2 separate regions of the Homo sapiens genome follow, and region 1 is linked to region 2. A link is an interaction called in ENCODE POLR2A ChIA-PET data of the cell type or tissue named here. Cell type or tissue: HepG2. All regions are shown on one strand.

Evidence for each region. Peaks named below come from ENCODE experiments on the same cell type or tissue, not always from the same donor. Only the 100,000 strongest peaks of a DNase experiment are listed, where the experiment ranks them.
Region 1: POLR2A ChIA-PET joins it to region 2 with 22 read pairs; 3 of 35 experiments call an interaction of 5 or more read pairs at or near these places.

Annotation. Positions count from the first base shown.
Region 1 is chr19:11,234,106-11,242,105 of GRCh38, reverse strand. It overlaps DOCK6 (dedicator of cytokinesis 6), which reads left to right. Exons shown (of 48, transcript NM_020812.4): 14 at 1-61; 15 at 3,802-3,919; 16 at 3,991-4,061; 17 at 4,327-4,465; 18 at 4,549-4,650; 19 at 5,227-5,313; 20 at 5,529-5,760; 21 at 6,347-6,508. It overlaps ANGPTL8 (angiopoietin like 8), which reads right to left and starts at 2,487. Exons shown (of 4, transcript NM_018687.7): 1 at 2,172-2,487; 2 at 1,810-1,971; 3 at 552-661; 4 at 163-446. The coding sequence starts at 2,468. The coding sequence ends at 419. RefSeq lists enhancers at 4,161-4,971, 4,972-5,782. In HepG2, no CTCF peak of the experiment used is centred here; DNase peaks (open chromatin) are centred at 2,555, 4,985, 5,225, 7,435 and 2 weaker places; H3K4me3 peaks cover 3,474 bases.
Region 2 is chr19:11,139,486-11,147,485 of GRCh38, reverse strand. SPC24 (SPC24 component of NDC80 kinetochore complex) reads left to right here. Exons shown (of 5, transcript NM_182513.4): 5 at 197-1,993. The coding sequence ends at 303. Among named protein-coding and RNA genes, the nearest start is that of SPC24, 12 kb to the left of the region's middle. RefSeq lists enhancers at 4,048-4,990, 4,991-5,934, 3,459-6,231. In HepG2, a CTCF peak has its summit at 5,310 (motif pointing right); DNase peaks (open chromatin) are centred at 3,945, 4,805 and 5,265; H3K4me3 peaks cover 730 bases.

The sequences.
Region 1 (8,000 bases), 95 kb before region 2:
CCACCAAGGAGATTCTGGAGTTCCCCGCCCGCGAAGTCTATGCCCCCCATACCAGCTACAGGTACGGCCTCTGGGGCCCAGCTGGGCACTTGAATGGGAGGTATTCATACATCATGCTGGGTGGGGTCTCCCTAAGCCAAGGACACACACAGACACCCTGGGTGAGATGCCACGACTCTGCTTTAATGAGGGGTGTGTAGGCATGAAAGGGTACATGTCCTTCCTCCACCCCTCCCCAATGGGGCTACATCCTCTGCCTTTGTCCCCGCCTGCGTCTGTCTCTGCTCTGTGCTCAGAAGTGGGGCCCGGCGCCCTGGCTGATCCCAGTGAACAGGCAGCTCCTCCCTGCACAGGGGCCTCACGGGGCGTGGAAGTGTTCCTTGCAGCATGATTGGTCCTCAGTTCCATCCAGGCAGATTCAGGCTGGGAGCGCCGCTGTGTGGAGTCTGGGGAGGGAGATGTGGCTCAGCCCAGGTGAGGGGGCCCCTTTCCAGCTGCCCTGTGCGCCCCCCATCCAACTGCCCTGCCTGCCAAACCCCTGCCAGGCTCACCTCTCCTGGATCTGTCGCAGCCGATGCTGCTGTGCCACCATCTCCCGCCTCTGCCGCTGCACGTGGCCTGTGAGGGCCCATAGGATGTGGCTCTGCTTGTCAGCGTGAGCCTGTGGGGGTCAGAATGGAAACCTCAGCCGACAGCCACCTCACCTCCCATCCCCTGACCCTCTGCCCCAGCCCCTCATTGTATCTGTGTGACCCAGCAAGTCAACAATGCTCTTTGGCCTCAGTTTCCCCATCTGTAAAATGGGGATAAAATAGGACTCACTTCATGGGGAGGTGATGAACATCCTATGGATTTTTTTTTTTTTTTGAGTCTCTCTCTGTCACCCAGGCTGAGTGCAATGACACGATCTCAGCTCACTGCAACCTCCACCTCCCAGGTTCAAGCGATTCTCCTACCTAAGCCTCCTGAGTAGCTGGGACTACAGGCATGTGCCACCACGCCCAGCTAATTTTTTGTATTTTTAGTAGAGACGGGGTTTCACCATGTTGGCCAGGGTGGTCTCGAACTCCTGACCTTAAGTGTTCCACCCACCTTAGCTACCCAAAGTGCTGGGATTACAGGCATGAGCCACCATGCCCGGCCATCATATGGATTATTAAAGGGCATAGAACAGTGCTGGGTACTTACTGGGTGCTCACAAAATGTTACCAGTTTCTCTAGTAGTAAGAATTTATTGGCCAGGTGTAGTGGCTCACACCTGTAATCCCAGCACTTTGGGAAACCGAGGCAGGCAGATCCCTTGAGGTCAGGAGTTCGAGACCAGCCTGGCCAACATGGTGAAATCCCATCTCTACTAAAAAATACAAAAATTAGCTGGTGCACCTGTAATTCCAGCTACTCAGGAGGCTGAGGCAGGAGAATCACTTGAACCTAGGAGGTGGAGGTTGCAGTGAGCCAAGATCACACCACTGCACTCCAGCCTGGGCAACAGTGAGACTCTGTCTCAAAAAAAAAAAAAAAAAGAATTTATTGAGCACCAACTGTGTGCCCGCCCCATGCTGAATATTTTACCTGCATTGAGTACCTGGCCCTACTGTGAGATATCAGGTGTTGCCCTTATTTGCAACTGAGGCACACAAAAGGGAAACTGAGGCACACAAAAGGACTTGAGTTTTGTCTGGGGACATGCAGGGTAGAGGCCACAGAGCTGGGAGGCTGATCTGGGAGGTCTTTGGGACTCAAGGTGCAGAAGCGAGTTCTGGCCGGAAATCAGGGTCTCAGCCCACTAGGGTTGGGGGAGCTCCTTACCTTTAAGACCTCAAATTCTCGGTAGGCAGGGCCCAGCCAGGCGCTCCTCAGCTGGACTTCTAGCCGCTGCACGCTGTCCCGTAGCACCTTCTGTGCCTGGGCCACCTCCCCCAGCACCTCAGCTGTGGCCTCTGCCTGCAGCTGCAGAATATCCTCCTCCATCTGCTTAATAAACAGTGGGTCACTAGTAGGATGTCCAACTCATCTTTGTGTACCTAAGGACTTGCCTGAGTTTATCGCTGAAAATCTTGTATCCCAGGAATCCCTTCAGTCCTGGGCAAACCAGGATGGTTGGTTACCCTAGACACGAACTCCTCTTTGGACTCCTGGCCACCCCACAGTGTCGCAGCTACGGTGCCCACCTGAGTCTCCAACAGGCTTGCCCGAAGTTCCTGGGCTGCATCCCGGCCCCGGCTGACCTCCTGCCCCAGGAGTTCTATTGTGCGGCCATAGAGACCCAGGCTGTTCCTGGCCTTTGTCAGCCGTCCCTCCGTGGTCCTGTACACACCGTTGAGGGCCTGGCCCAGCTGCAGGGTCCCATGGAAGAGCAGGGTCAGCTCCTCATGCTGTGCCAGTTCTGGGCCGCCCATGGGGGCCGCTGAGGCAGGCCGGGTCACCATTGCCAGGGCCCAGAGCAGGCACAGAGCAGGCACTGGCATGACTGAGGGTCTAAGGTATAGCCACAGCACTGTCACTGAAGCCTTTTATGCCTCATACCCCCACTGATCCCCAGTCAATCGTTAACTGGCCGACCTGGTGCCCCGCATTGCACAAGGGCCTGGCAGTGGTGCGATAGTTGCATCAGGCGAATGTCCGGCTAGGCCACGCCGGGATCACGCTTCCTGGGGCTCAGGGCCAGGTGTGGGTGGGGGGCATTGGGAGAGGACGGGCCCCAGACCCTGCTGGGAGTTCCTGAGACTCACCATGCTGAGCCTGTTTCTCCATCTATGAATAGGCATCGCAATGATGATGGTAATAACAGTAAAGATTTTATAAGCATTGATGGTTTGCCCTGAGCTGTTTGACCTGCCATTACAATATCTGCTCTTGTTCCCCTCCCACATACTTGCCACGTGGGGGCTTTTATTGGCCTGGTTAGTATCCAAGGGGGCAGGTGCAGGTGGCAGAGACTCTCCCAAGGTCACACAGCCTGATCTCCAAGACCTGCATATGCCCAGATCACCACTGACTGCCATTTTACTCCGTGGGTGATTGTGCAAGTACCTCAGTTTCCCTGCTTGTAAAATGGCGGTGATGTTAGTCCTGCCTCATGAGCTACTTGTGAGAAGTAAATGAGTTATTTCATGTTGAGTGCTTAGAACAGAGCCTGGCACACAGTAGGCGCGATTATTTCATTGTTGTAGTAATAGTGTTTGGTGCAATTATTGTCATTGTTGTTATTTATCATCATCAGTATCATTACAAAGGCTCAGCTGGAAGGCCTGAAGTGCCCATTATACACATAGGGAAACTGAGGCCCAGAGAGGGGTCAAGGCTTGCACAGAGTTGCCCCTGGGGGAAGGAGGCAGGACTCGGACTCTGGCCTCAGTTTCCCCACCTGAGAAACAGGCCACATAACTCTAGTGACCTCCTGGGGGAAGGGCAGTCAGGCCCTTGGGTGGGGCTTAGGCTTGACCACTGGCCACCTGAGGTACCTTGGAACTCTGGCCCTGAGTGCCTCGCTATTCTCTGCCTTCTGTGTGTCACTGTGCCCCATGAGTGCCTCCAATGTCCTTCTGTATTCCCACCCTCTACCACACTGTTCCCAATCTGTGTTTTTAGGGTGCTCGCTTGTCCCCCACCCTCTGCCCTCTGTCCTATCTCCTGACTGATACCTGTATTACCTCTCACCGGGCCCTCAATGCCCCAGCCTCATGACCTACTCTTCCTGGACTGTCTGTGCTCCCAGCCAGCCTTGTCCCATCACCCCAGCCTTGTATGTGCACCTTCAGGGCCCCTGTCCCTCTGACACCCCCATCCTGCCCCCCACAGGAACCTGCTGTACGTGTACCCGCACAGCCTCAACTTCAGCAGCCGCCAGGGCTCCGTGCGCAACCTTGCTGTGCGAGTGCAGTACATGACAGGCGAGGACCCCAGCCAGGCTCTGCCGGTCAGTGGCTGTGCCCCAGGGAAGGGGGGTAGGGCATCCCCCATGGGTCCCTCATGAATCCACTCTCCCAGGTCATCTTTGGCAAGTCCAGCTGCAGTGAATTTACCCGCGAGGCCTTCACACCGGTGGTCTACCATAACAAGTATGTAGGGGGACACGTGAGGAACTTGGGGGCACTCATGGGGGTAGGAGGATGTCCCTTATATATACACATAAGGCAGCATCGATGGGAAGATGGGGGACAGGAAGAAGAGAGGTAGAGGCTCCCAGAGTGCTAATGAGGGAAGCTGAGGCAGACAGCAGAGACAGTGGGGCCTAGCAGCAATAAGGGCGTGGCATGGCAGAGGTGATGGGGCAGACAGTGGGGACCCCAGCCCCCAGCAGATCCCCCAGCCCGATTCTGCCAGGTCCCCCGAGTTCTACGAGGAGTTCAAGCTGCATCTTCCAGCCTGCGTGACAGAGAACCATCACCTGCTGTTCACCTTCTACCATGTCAGCTGCCAGCCCCGGCCGGGCACTGCCCTGGAGACACCCGTGGGCTTTACTGTGAGCCGTCCCCTCCCTCCCTCCCCCTGAGCCCTCCTCGTCCCCCAACCTGGCCGCAGACCTGACCTCCAGCCTCTCCCCAGTGGATCCCACTGCTGCAGCACGGGCGCCTGAGGACCGGCCCCTTCTGTCTCCCAGTGTCTGTGGACCAGCCGCCGCCCAGCTATTCCGTGCTCACACCCGATGTATGTGCCCTGGAGCTCCTGCCTGCCAATGCACTGTCCCCAGAAGCACTCCCGAGTCACCTGCCTTCCTTCCTGTCAATCCTGGGAGGCTTGTTATCCTCTACTGGTGCCTCCAGGGCCCCCGTGTAGCTCATTATTCCCCTATTAATGCCTCTCTGTGTCCTACATGTCCTCCCCAAAGATTCCCATTGCCTCTCTGCTCCATTCCCACTTTAGCCACCCTGACTGCCTTCCTGATCACTGTCCCCTGCCCTCGTAGTACCTTATCATTCCCCATGAATGCACCATTGTTAATGACCCTAGGCCTCAAATCCTCCTATCCTGTTTCCTGACCTACTCAATGAATATTCATTCACCCTGTGTCTCCATTCTCTGCCCCCGTCTTGGCATGTGGATTTCCAGCCTGCCCAGTGGACCCTCTCAGTCTACTGGGACCAGGGCTGGGGGCAGGGTGCTTGGCTGCACCCCCAGACCGGGCTACACTCACGCTGCAGTGTCGCAATGGCTGGGGCCGCTGGGTGACCTGATCAGTCAGGGAGGGCTGACCAGTGCCCACCTGGTGCCTCCCTCCCACAGGTGGCGCTTCCGGGCATGCGCTGGGTGGACGGTCACAAGGGCGTGTTCAGTGTGGAGCTCACAGCCGTGTCCTCTGTGCACCCCCAGGTACGGGGTGGGCCGGGAACCAAGAGTCCCGCCCTGCTCCCCTCTTGCCTGCCCTACGATTGAGTAACAGTTGCCGATGGCCGGGGAGGTCTGGCCTCAGGCCTTGGACGTGACTTTGGTCAGCTGGACCCAGCTTTAAGGGAAGCTGCTGATTCAGGCAGGGGTGGTCTTCATTCCCTGAGGCCCCACCCTGCTCACTCCACATCCCTACCCAGGACCCCTACCTGGACAAATTCTTCACCCTGGTGCACGTCCTGGAGGAGGGAGCCTTCCCATTCCGGCTCAAGGACACTGTGCTGAGCGAGGGCAACGTGGAGCAGGAGCTGCGGGCCAGTCTTGCAGCACTGCGCCTGGCCAGCCCCGAACCCCTTGTGGCCTTCTCCCACCACGTGCTGGACAAGCTCGTGCGTCTGGTCATCAGGCCCCCGATCATCAGTGGCCAGATTGGTAAGCGAATGTGGCCTCAGACCTCAGTTTCCCCATCCACATGGCTTCTCAGTCCTGAGGTCCTGAGGGATCTTCTATAAGCCCATTTACCTCTCTGGCCATTTTTCTCATCTGAAAAATGACCTCCAGTCCCCTGCACCCAGAGAAGGTCTTCTGTGACCCTTTGGCCCGGGTGCAGCGGTTCACGCCTGTCATCCCAGCACTTTGGGAGGCCGAGGCGGGCAGATCACCTGAGGTCGAGAGTTTGAGACCAGCCTGACCAACATGGAGAAACCCCTTCTCTACTAAAAATACAAAATTAGCTGGGCGTGGTGGCGCATGCCTGTAATCCCAGCTACTCGGGAGGCTGAGGCAGGAGAATTGCTTGAACCTGGGAGGCGGAGGTGACAGTGAGCCGAGATCATGCCACTGGACTCCAGCCCGGGCAACAGAGCAAGACTCCATCTCAAAAAAAAAAAAAAAAAAAAATTTGTGACCCCTTAATGAGCACATGATCCCTCAAATCCTGATGTCTTTATATTTGGAAAGTGGGCGGGGAGGTGAGAGGCCTTGGGCCCTGGAACTTGACCTCTGCTCTGCCCTGCAGTGAACCTGGGCCGTGGAGCCTTTGAAGCAATGGCCCATGTAGTCAGCCTTGTTCACCGGAGCCTGGAGGCAGCCCAGGATGCCCGCGGTCACTGCCCACAGCTGGCTGCCTACGTCCACTACGCCTTTCGCCTTCCTGGCACTGAGCCCAGCCTCCCGGATGGTGAGTTTGTAGAAATCCCTGTGAGACGAGAAATATCTGGGAGAAGAGGCTGGGTGCGGTGGCTCACGCCTGTAATCCCAGGACTTTGGGAGGCCGAGCTGGATGGATCATTTGAGGTCAGGAGTTCGAGATCAACTTGGCCAACATGATGAAACCCTGTCTCTACTAAAAATACAAAAATTAGCTGGGGCCAGGCATGGTGGCTAATGCCTATAATCCCAGCACTTTAGGAGGCCAAGGCAGGGGGATCACTTGAGGGGGTCAGGAGTTCAAGACCAGCCTGGCCAACATGGTGAAACCCCGTCTCTACTAAAAATACAAAAATTAGCCAGGCATGGTGGTAGGTGCCTGTAATCCCAGCTACTAGGGAGGCTGAATCATTTGAACCCAGGAGGCAGAGGTTGCAGTGAGCCAAGGTCATGCCACCGCACTCCAGCCTGGGTGACAGAGTGAAACTCCATCTCAAAAAACAAAAACAAAAACAAAAATTAGCCAGGTGTGGTGGCGCACGCCTGTAGCCCCAGCTACTCAGGAGGCTGAGGCAGAAGAATCACTTGAACCCGGGAAATGGAGATTGCAGTGAGCTGAGATCACGCCACTGCACTCCAGTCTGGGCAACAGAGCAAGACCCTGTTTCAAAAAAAAAAAAATAAGAAAGAAAGATCTGGGAGAAGAGCATCCAGGTAGTGAGAATAGCATGTGCAAAGGCCCTGAGGCCTCACAGGCCTTGGCTGGTTTGAGCAACTTGCAAGAGAGATAATGTTTTGCCCACTTTTGCCCCATCCCTGGGGTGTGGCTTCTGTGTGCTTGGCTGGAAAACGATTCAGATAGTCAGCAAGCCTCTTCAGTAGCTTGGAGCGGAGACTGAAGCTGAGCTGCCTAGATGTGAATCCTGGCCCTGCCACCTACAGTCTCTGTGACCTTGGGCAAGTGACGTCACTTCTCTGAGCCTGTTTTTCCTTTTGTAAAACAGGGATAATAATAGTACCCACCTCATGGGGGCACTGGTAATAGTAAGTGACATAGTAATCCACACAAAATGGTTAGCACATAGTGAACCCTCAATAGAGTTGGATTTTTTTTTTTTTTTAATTTGCCAAATAAACACCAATCCCTATGTGTCAGGCATTATTCTCAGGGTTTTTTTCTTTTTTCTTCTTTTTTTTTTTCTTTTTTTTAAGAGTCAGGGTCAGCCAGGCATGGTGGCTCACGGCTGTAATCCCAGAACTTTGGGAGGCTGAGGCAAGTGGATCACCTGAGATCAGGAGTTTGAGACCAGCCTGTCTCAAAAAATAAAATACGCCAGGCACAGTGGCTCACGCCTGTAATCCCAGCACTTTGGGAGGCTGAGTCAGGCAGATGACAAGGTCAACAGATCGAGACCATCCTGGCCAACATGGTGAAACCCCGTTTCTACTAAAAATGCAAAAATTAGCTGGGCATGGTGGCTCACGCCTGTAGTCCCAGCTACTTGGGAGGCTGAGGCAAGAGA
Region 2 (8,000 bases):
AGGAGGCTGAGGCATGAGAATCACTTAACCACTGGAGGTGGAGGTTGCAATGAGCCGAGATCGCACCACTGTACTCCAGCCTGGCCTACAGAATGAAACTTTGTCTCAAAAAAAAAAAGTAAAGGCAGTATCCTTTTCCCCGTGGGGTTGTGTGAGGGGCTGTGTGTCCCGGGCTTTCCTTACATCTGTGCCTCAGTCCATCATGGCCCCAGTGTGGCCCAGCCCATCCACCTGGACAGCACCCAGCTCTCCAGGAAATTCATCAGCGACTACCTCTGGAGTCTGGTGGACACCGAGTGGTAGCCAGGAGCCTCGTGGCTGCGTCTTGCACCCAGCGGGCATCTGCCGTGGTCAGATCCATTTCAAATGAAATGTGGGGACATAGATCTTTTTTTTTTTTTTTTTGAGACAGAGTTTCACTCTTGTTGTCCAGTCTGGAGTGCAATGGCACAATCTCAGCTCACAGCAACCTCTGCCTCCTGGGTTCAAGCGATTCTCCTGCCTCAGCCTCCAAAGTAGCTGGGATTACAGGCATGCGCCACCACACCCAGCTAATTTTTTGTATTTGGTAGAGATGGAGTTTCACCATGGTGGTCAGGCTGGTCTTGAACTCCTGACCTCAGGTGATCCACCCGCCCGCCTTGGCCTCCCAAAGTGCTAGGATTCCAGGCGTGAGCCATCGTGCCCAGCTAGACGTCTTCCTTTTTTTTTTTTTTTTGAGACGGAGTCTCACTCTGTCGCCCAGGCTGGAGTGCAGTGGTGCGATCTCAGCTCACTGCAAGCTCCGCCTCCTCCCGGGTTCACGCCATTCTCCTGCCTCAGCCTCCTGAGTAGCTGGGACTACAGGCACCTGCCACCATGCGCAGCTAATTTTTTGTATTTTTAGTAGAGACGGGGTTTCACCATGTTAGACAGGATGGTCTCCATCTCCTGAGTTTGTGATCTGCCCGCCTTGGCCTCCCAAAGTGCTGGGATTACAGGTGTGAGTCACCGCGCCTGGCCTTTTTTTTTTTTTTTTTTACTGGATTTCTTTTTCTCCTGATTTTCGGCCTCAGCTCCTAGAGTGGCCTCAGCTAGGTAACCAACGGGAGTCGACTTATCTATGCCAGGCCTGCAGTTTCACATCTGTGACGGGATGGGACAAATGACACCGTGGTATTCGATGACAGCTCCCAGGTACTTCAAGGTTGGCCCTTACTCATTCAGGGGGTATGTTTGAGTGCCACGGTGTGCCCAGACTCTGCTAGGCACCAGAGAGACAAGATACGAGTGACATGGTTCTCCTCCCACTGCTGACGGAGGAATTAACACAAAAGCAGACAACACTCTAGAACTGGAGAGAGGTCCAGATTGCGACAGGAGCCACACCAGAGTGTGCAGGCTTCATGGAGGACAGAAGCGACTTTTGTGCCGGGACTTAAAAAGATAAGGAGGCCAGGTGTGGTGGCTCATGCCTGCAATCCCAGCACTGTAGAAGGCAGAGGCCGGCAGATCACTTGAGCCCAGGAGTTGGAGACCAGACTGGGGAACATGGCAAGACCCCATCTCTACAAAAAAATTAAAAAATTTGGCCTGGTGTGGTGGCTCATGCCTGTGATCCTAGCACTTTGGGAGTTAAAATACAACACTTCCCAGCTGCCCTTATAGTTAAGGTCTGGCCAGTGAAATGTATGTGGAAATGTTACATGACACTTCTAGAAGGATTCTTAAAAGACAAATACACCCTTTCTTCCCCCTTCCTATTTCCTGGAATGTGGGTGTGATGGCTGGAGCCCTGGCAGCCATACTGCCACGTGTACAGACGAGTGCCGTCCTTTAGGGATGACAGGAGCCTGGTTCCCTGATGATGGCAGAGCCAGATATCAGCACAAACTTATTTAAATGGGAGAGAGAAGGGGAGAACCAATCTCAACTTCTACCTTGTGTAAGCTGCTGGTTTTGGGGGTTTTCTATGACAGATACCAAAATAAACCCTAACTGAACATGTACTCCAGTCCAGGGCCGGCCAATCAATGTGTTCATCACTCTCCCATCCTCGGTGTTTTGGGTACCGCTAAGGAAAGGAGGCGTGCACACCACCTGCCTGCCTGAGGGAGGAGAGAGGGAGGTTGGGTCCCACTGACAGTTGTCCCCAGATACAGCTTTGCCCTTGAATGTGTTAGTTCCGTGAACTTGGGCTTGGGTTTCATCATGTCCCTTTCCACGACTGAACTTAAGTGCAGTTCTTAATCAGAGAGGGGCGTTTTTAGGCAGAGGGAACAGTAAGCTTTAACAGCGTCTGGTGGTGCTTGCCTGTAGTCCCAGCTACTCGGGCGGCTGAGGCAGGAGGATCACTTGAGCCTGGGAGGTTGAGGCTACAGTGAGCCATGGTAGTGTCACTGCACTCCAGCCTGGGTGACAGAATGAGACCCTGTCTTAGAAAGGGGCCAGCTGTTGTGGCTCATGCCTGTAATCCCAGCACTTTGGGAGGCCTAGGCGGGCAAATCACTTGAGTCTAGGAATTTGAGACCAGCCTGGGCAACATTGCGAAACCCCACCTCTACTAAGAAAAAAATAAATTAGCCGGGCATGGTGGTGCCTGCCTGTATCCCCCGCTACTTCGGGGCCTGAAGTGGGAGGATCGCTTGAGCCCAGGAAGTTGCCGTGGTGAGCTACGACTGCGCCACATCACTCCAGCCTAGGGGACGAAGTGAGACCCTGTGTCAACAACAAAAAAAAAGGGGGCCGGGCGCGGTGGCTCATGCCTGTAATCCCAACACTTAGGGAGGCCGAGGTGGGCGGATCACAAGGTCTGGAGATCGAGACCAGGCTAACACGGTGAAACCCCATCTCTACTAAAAATACAAAAAGTTAGCCGGGCATGATGGTGGGCACCTGTAGTCCCAGCTACTCAGGAGGCTGAGTGAGGCAGGAGAATGGCGTGAACGCAGGCGGCAGAGTTCGCAGTGAGCCGAGATCGAGCCACTGCACTCCAGCCTGGGCGACAGAGCGAGACTGTCTCAAAAAAAAAAAAAAAAAAAAAAAAGAAGAGACCAGGCATGGTGGCTCATGTCTGTAGTACCAGCAACATTGGGAGGCCAAGGCAGGTGGGTCACCTGACATCAGGAGTTCAAGACCAGTCTGGCCAACATGGTGAAACCCCATCTCTACTAAAAATACAAGTTAGCCAGGCATGGTGGCGGGCACCTGTAATCCCAGCTACTCTGGAGGCTGTGGCAGGAGACTTACTTGAACCCAGGAGGTGGAGGTTGCAGTGAGCCGAGATCGTGCCATTCCACTCCAGCTTGGACAAGAGTGAAACTCCGTCTCAGAAACAAAATTTTTTTAAAGGGATTTTTGAGTCTAGCCCTGAAATGTCAGGAGTCAGTCCATGCAGCTTGCAGAGCTTCTAAGAACGGCGGGCCTGGGTTTAGATGTGCAGTTAACTGTTCCTAGATGCCCTTGGGGCTGTTTTAATTTTCCAAGTTGGTGGGTTTTCTCTCTTTTTTCTTTTTTGAGATAGAGTCTAACTCTGTCGCCGAGGCTGGAGTGCACTGGCATGATCTCGGCTCACTGCAGCCTCAACCTCCTGGGCTCAAGCAAACTTCCCACCTCAGCCTCCCAAGCCGCTGGGACTACAGGTGCATGCCACCGTGCCCAGGTAATTTTTGTACTTTCGTAGAAATGGGATCTTGCTATGTTACCCAGGCTGGTCTCAAACTCCTGGGCTCAAGCGATCCTCCCACTTCGGCCTCCCAAAGCGCTGGGATTATAGGCATGAGCGACAGCGCCCGGCCGGTTCTTTTATGTGAGCTGAATTGGGAGCAGAGTCCTCTATTTGCATCCTTGACCCCCAAAGACCTGAAGACCTGAAGCAGAACAGGGCTGTTCCACCTCAGCTCTCGTGACATTGGGCCAGGCTGTTGTGTGTGTTGGGGGCTGTCCTGGGCGTAGTAGAACAGTTAACGTCATCCCTGGCCTCCACCCACCAAATGCCAGCAGCTCCCCCTCAGCCTTAACAACAGGAAATGTCTCCAGCTGTTGCCAGTGTCCCTTCGGGGAGGAAGTCACACACACAAAGCCTCTCGCCTGCCTTGAAGCCTCAGGCAGGGAGCAGTTTGCAAGTCAGGTGTCAGCGCCAGGGTTGGCTAAGCGCTGCTGTCACCTTGGCGGTCATTCCTTTCCCGCACACGGGACAGGATGCCTCCACTGGCCGGTTCACTGGGGCAACTGTGGGCGCCGGGAGTGGAGTGGGCCCAGCCCACGCACGGCTGAGCGTCCTGGGATGGGGGGATTGGGCACGTCTCCCTCTCGTCCTGCAAACTGCAGCTCTGAGTGCCCTGGAGAGAAAGCAGGCATGGGGCAGGGGTGCCGCTGTGACAAGGGTTCTGGGAGCCCAGGCTTATCTGTACCCCTGACCCAGGGCCCGTGCCCCCCCCAACCCTGGGGTTGGCGCTCCCTCCCCACAGGAATGACCTGGCTTTGTTCCCGGAGGGGGCCGAGGAGCCATTGCCCTGCCCTGTCACTCCACATCCCCTCCACCCCAGCAACCTGGGCCTCAGTTTCCCCAAGGAAGAGACGGTCCCATCAGGCGGCCTGTGCCGGGGCTCAGAGAGGCCCTGTGCCCACCAGCCACATCCCCATCCTCGTCCCCCCCAGGCAGGTCCAGGGTCCCCTCTATGGGGAGAGCGAGTGGGAGAGGAACGCGGCCTGGTGGGGGCCCAGCAGGCGGGTTCCGGGAGGTGCCTGATCTCCGGGGCTGGGAGAGGCCCCACTCCACATGCCTGGCCCCTGACTCACTGCCCAGCACTGGCTGGATGCCCAGGACAGCCTGAGGCCGGTGGCCTCCGGCCCCGCCCCCATCCCACCCCCGCCCCCGTTTGTTCTCCCTCTGAGAGCTGTGCCTTCAGCCACCGGCTCTTTCCTGAATGATGGAGGCCGGCCAGAGGCTTGCTGATGGCTCAGCCCAGCCCTGCTGAGGTGGGAGTAAGGTTTCAGGCACCAGGACACAGGGTTCCACACTAGTCCCTGCAGCACTGAGGCTCAGCCCCAGGACCATCCATTTTACAGATGGGGAAACTGAGGCACACAGGACAAGGACCACCCTGGAGTCTGAACTTCAGCAGTGAAGCCCCCAAGCCCTCCCTAGGGGCAGGGTGATCTAACTCAGGACCAGGGGCAGCGTGTGTATATCAGTAGCCCCTGGAGGATTATGCTGGCTTCTCAGATGGGAAGCAGCCCCTTTGAGGAGTCCACCCTGTGTCCGAAGCCACCCAGGTGAGAAGAGGCCAAGCCAGGGTGGGCACCCACACCTGCACCTGCTCGAGCTCCAGAGGGCAGCAGTGGGGCAGCCTGAAGCTCTAGCCACTTAGTCATTACGGCAAGAGGTGTGCAGGTCATGAATTCACACCATGGCCAGCCCCCTGCTCGTAACTGGTGTTTCTGGGGACGGGAGCCCAGGGGCTATGGAGTCTCGAGGTTGAACCCTTCCTCGGGCCCTAGTGCTCCCTGGGCGGCTTCTCCTGAGGACTAGACTTGGGTACCTTTCCCCAGGACTCCTCAGGCCCTGGCGGGGATAAAGTGCATCCTCAGGCCAGTAGTGGGGGCCACCTAGAGGGGCAGGCAGCTGGGAGCAGCTTGGGATGGCTGAGCCATTTTTTTTTTTTTTTTTTTAGAGACAGGGTCTCACTCTATTGCCTAGGCTGGAGTGCAGTGGCGCGATCACAGCCTCACTGCAGCCTCGAATTCATCAGGTCAAACAGTCCTTCTGCCTCAGCCTCCTGAGTAGCTGGGGTCAAGCCTTTCATGCAACCCTCCTCCAGCCTGGCATTCAGTGCCCCTTCCCTGATAGTTCTGGACTAAGAGGTGGTCAAAGTTCTTCCCAGTTTACGGTTAAAAGAAACAGATCGCAGCCGGGCACAGTGGCTCACCCCTGTAATCCCAGCACTTTGGCAGGCTGAGGCAAGCAGATCACGAGGTCAGGAGTTCGAGACCAGCCTGGCCAAGATGGTGAAACTCCCGTCTCTACTAAAAATACAAAAATTAGCTGGGCACGGTGATGGGCACCTGTAATCCCAGCTACTTGGGAGGCTGAGGCAGGAGAATCGCTTGAACCTGTGAGGCGGAGGTTGCAGTGAGCCGAGATCACGCCACTGCACTCTAGCCTGGGTGACAGAGCAAGACTGTCTCAAAAAAAAAAAAAAAAAAAAAAAGAAAGAAAGGAAAAGAAAAGAAACAGATCGCAATGGGGCTTGCCTGTGCATGGGAAGTTTTCAAGGCTGGATTTGAACCCATGGTTGTCGGATCTGAAGTCTCAGTCTCCCTTCTAGGCTGGACAGGATGGGAGAGGCCAGGAAGACCAGTTTTGTGTCATTGGCATGACAGTGTTTGGGTTCCGGAGGGGACCCCCCTGAGGTCTGGGACTACAGCCTCCAGGCAACTCATCTAGGAATGTGGGCCACCCTTGTCGACTCTCATGGTGGCCCCACAACCTCCAGTGGCCTCCCTTTTTTTTTTTTTTTTTTTTGAGATGGAGTCTTGCTCTGTCACCCGGGCTGCAGTGCAGTGATGCGATCGCGGCTCACTGCAACTTCTGCTTCCCGGGTTCAAGTGATTCTCTTCCCTCAGCCTCCTAAGTAGCTGGGACTACAGGCACCTGCCATCACGCCCCGCTAATTTTTGTATTTTTTGTTTTATTTTGTTTTTTTGAGACGGAGTCTCACACTCTCACCTGGGCTGGAGTGCAGTGGCACCATCTCGGCTCACTGCAAGCTCTGCCTCCCGGGTTTACACCATTCTCCTGCCTCAGCCTCCTGAGTAGCTGGGACTACAGGCTCCTGCCACCATGCCCGGCTAATTTTTTGTATTTTTAATAGAGACGGGTTTCACCGTATTAGCCAGGATGGTCTCGATCTCCTGACCTTGTGATCTGCCGCCTCAGCCTCCCAAAGTGCTGGGATTACAGGCATGAGCCACCACGCCCGGCTAATTTTTGTATTTTTAGTAAAGACGGGATTTCACCATGTTGGCCAGACTGGTCTGGAACTCCTGACCTCAGGTGATCCACCCACCTCGGCCTCCCAAAGTGCTGGGATTACAGCCACTGCACCTGGCTGGCCTCCCATATTTACTTAGAAATGTGGACTGGGCCAGGTGCTGTGGCTCACGCCTGTAATCCCAGCACTTTAGGAGGCCAAGGCAGGAAGATTGCTTGAACCGAGGAGTTCAAGACCAGCCTGGACAACACAGTGAGACTCCTGTCTCTACAAAAAAAAACTAAAAAATTAGCCAGGCATGGTGGCGTGCACTCGTAGTCCTGGCTACTTGGGAGGCTGAGGTGGGAGGATTGCCTCAACCCTGGGAGGTCAAGGCTGCAGTGAGCTAGGATTGCACCACTGCGCTCCAGCCTGGGTGACAAAGCAAGACCCTGTCTCAAAAAAAAAGAGGGGGGAGCGGGGGGAAGAAAGAATGAAGGAAGGAAGGAAGGAAGGGGAAGGGAAGGAAGGAAGAAAGGAAGGAAAAGGAGAAAGAGGAGAGGGAGAGGAGAAGCCGGTGTGGTGGCTCACGCCTGTAATCCCAACGCTTCTGGAGGCCGAGGTGGGGCAGATTGCTTGAGGTCAGGAGTTCAAGACCAGCTCAGCCAACATGGTGAAACCCTATCTTTACTAAACACACAAAAACTAGCCAGGCGTGGTGGTGCGTGCTTGTAATCCCAGCTACTCAGGAGGCTAAGAGAATCGTTTGAACCCAGGAGGTGGTGGTTGCCTTGAGCTGAGATCGCACCACTACACTCCAGCCTGGGCGACAGAGCGAGACTCCGTCTCAAAAAAAAAAGAGAGAGAAACAAAGGAAGAAAGAAGGAAGGAAGGGAGGGAGGGAGGAAGGAAGGAGAGAGAGAAAGGAAATGAAGGAAGAAAGAAAAGAAAAGAGAAATGAGTACTGTAAGCCTGTGGCCCGCCAGACCCTCCTTCATGGAGCCACACCCCAGTGGAGGCCACTGTGTCAGTTTTTCTGTAGACGGG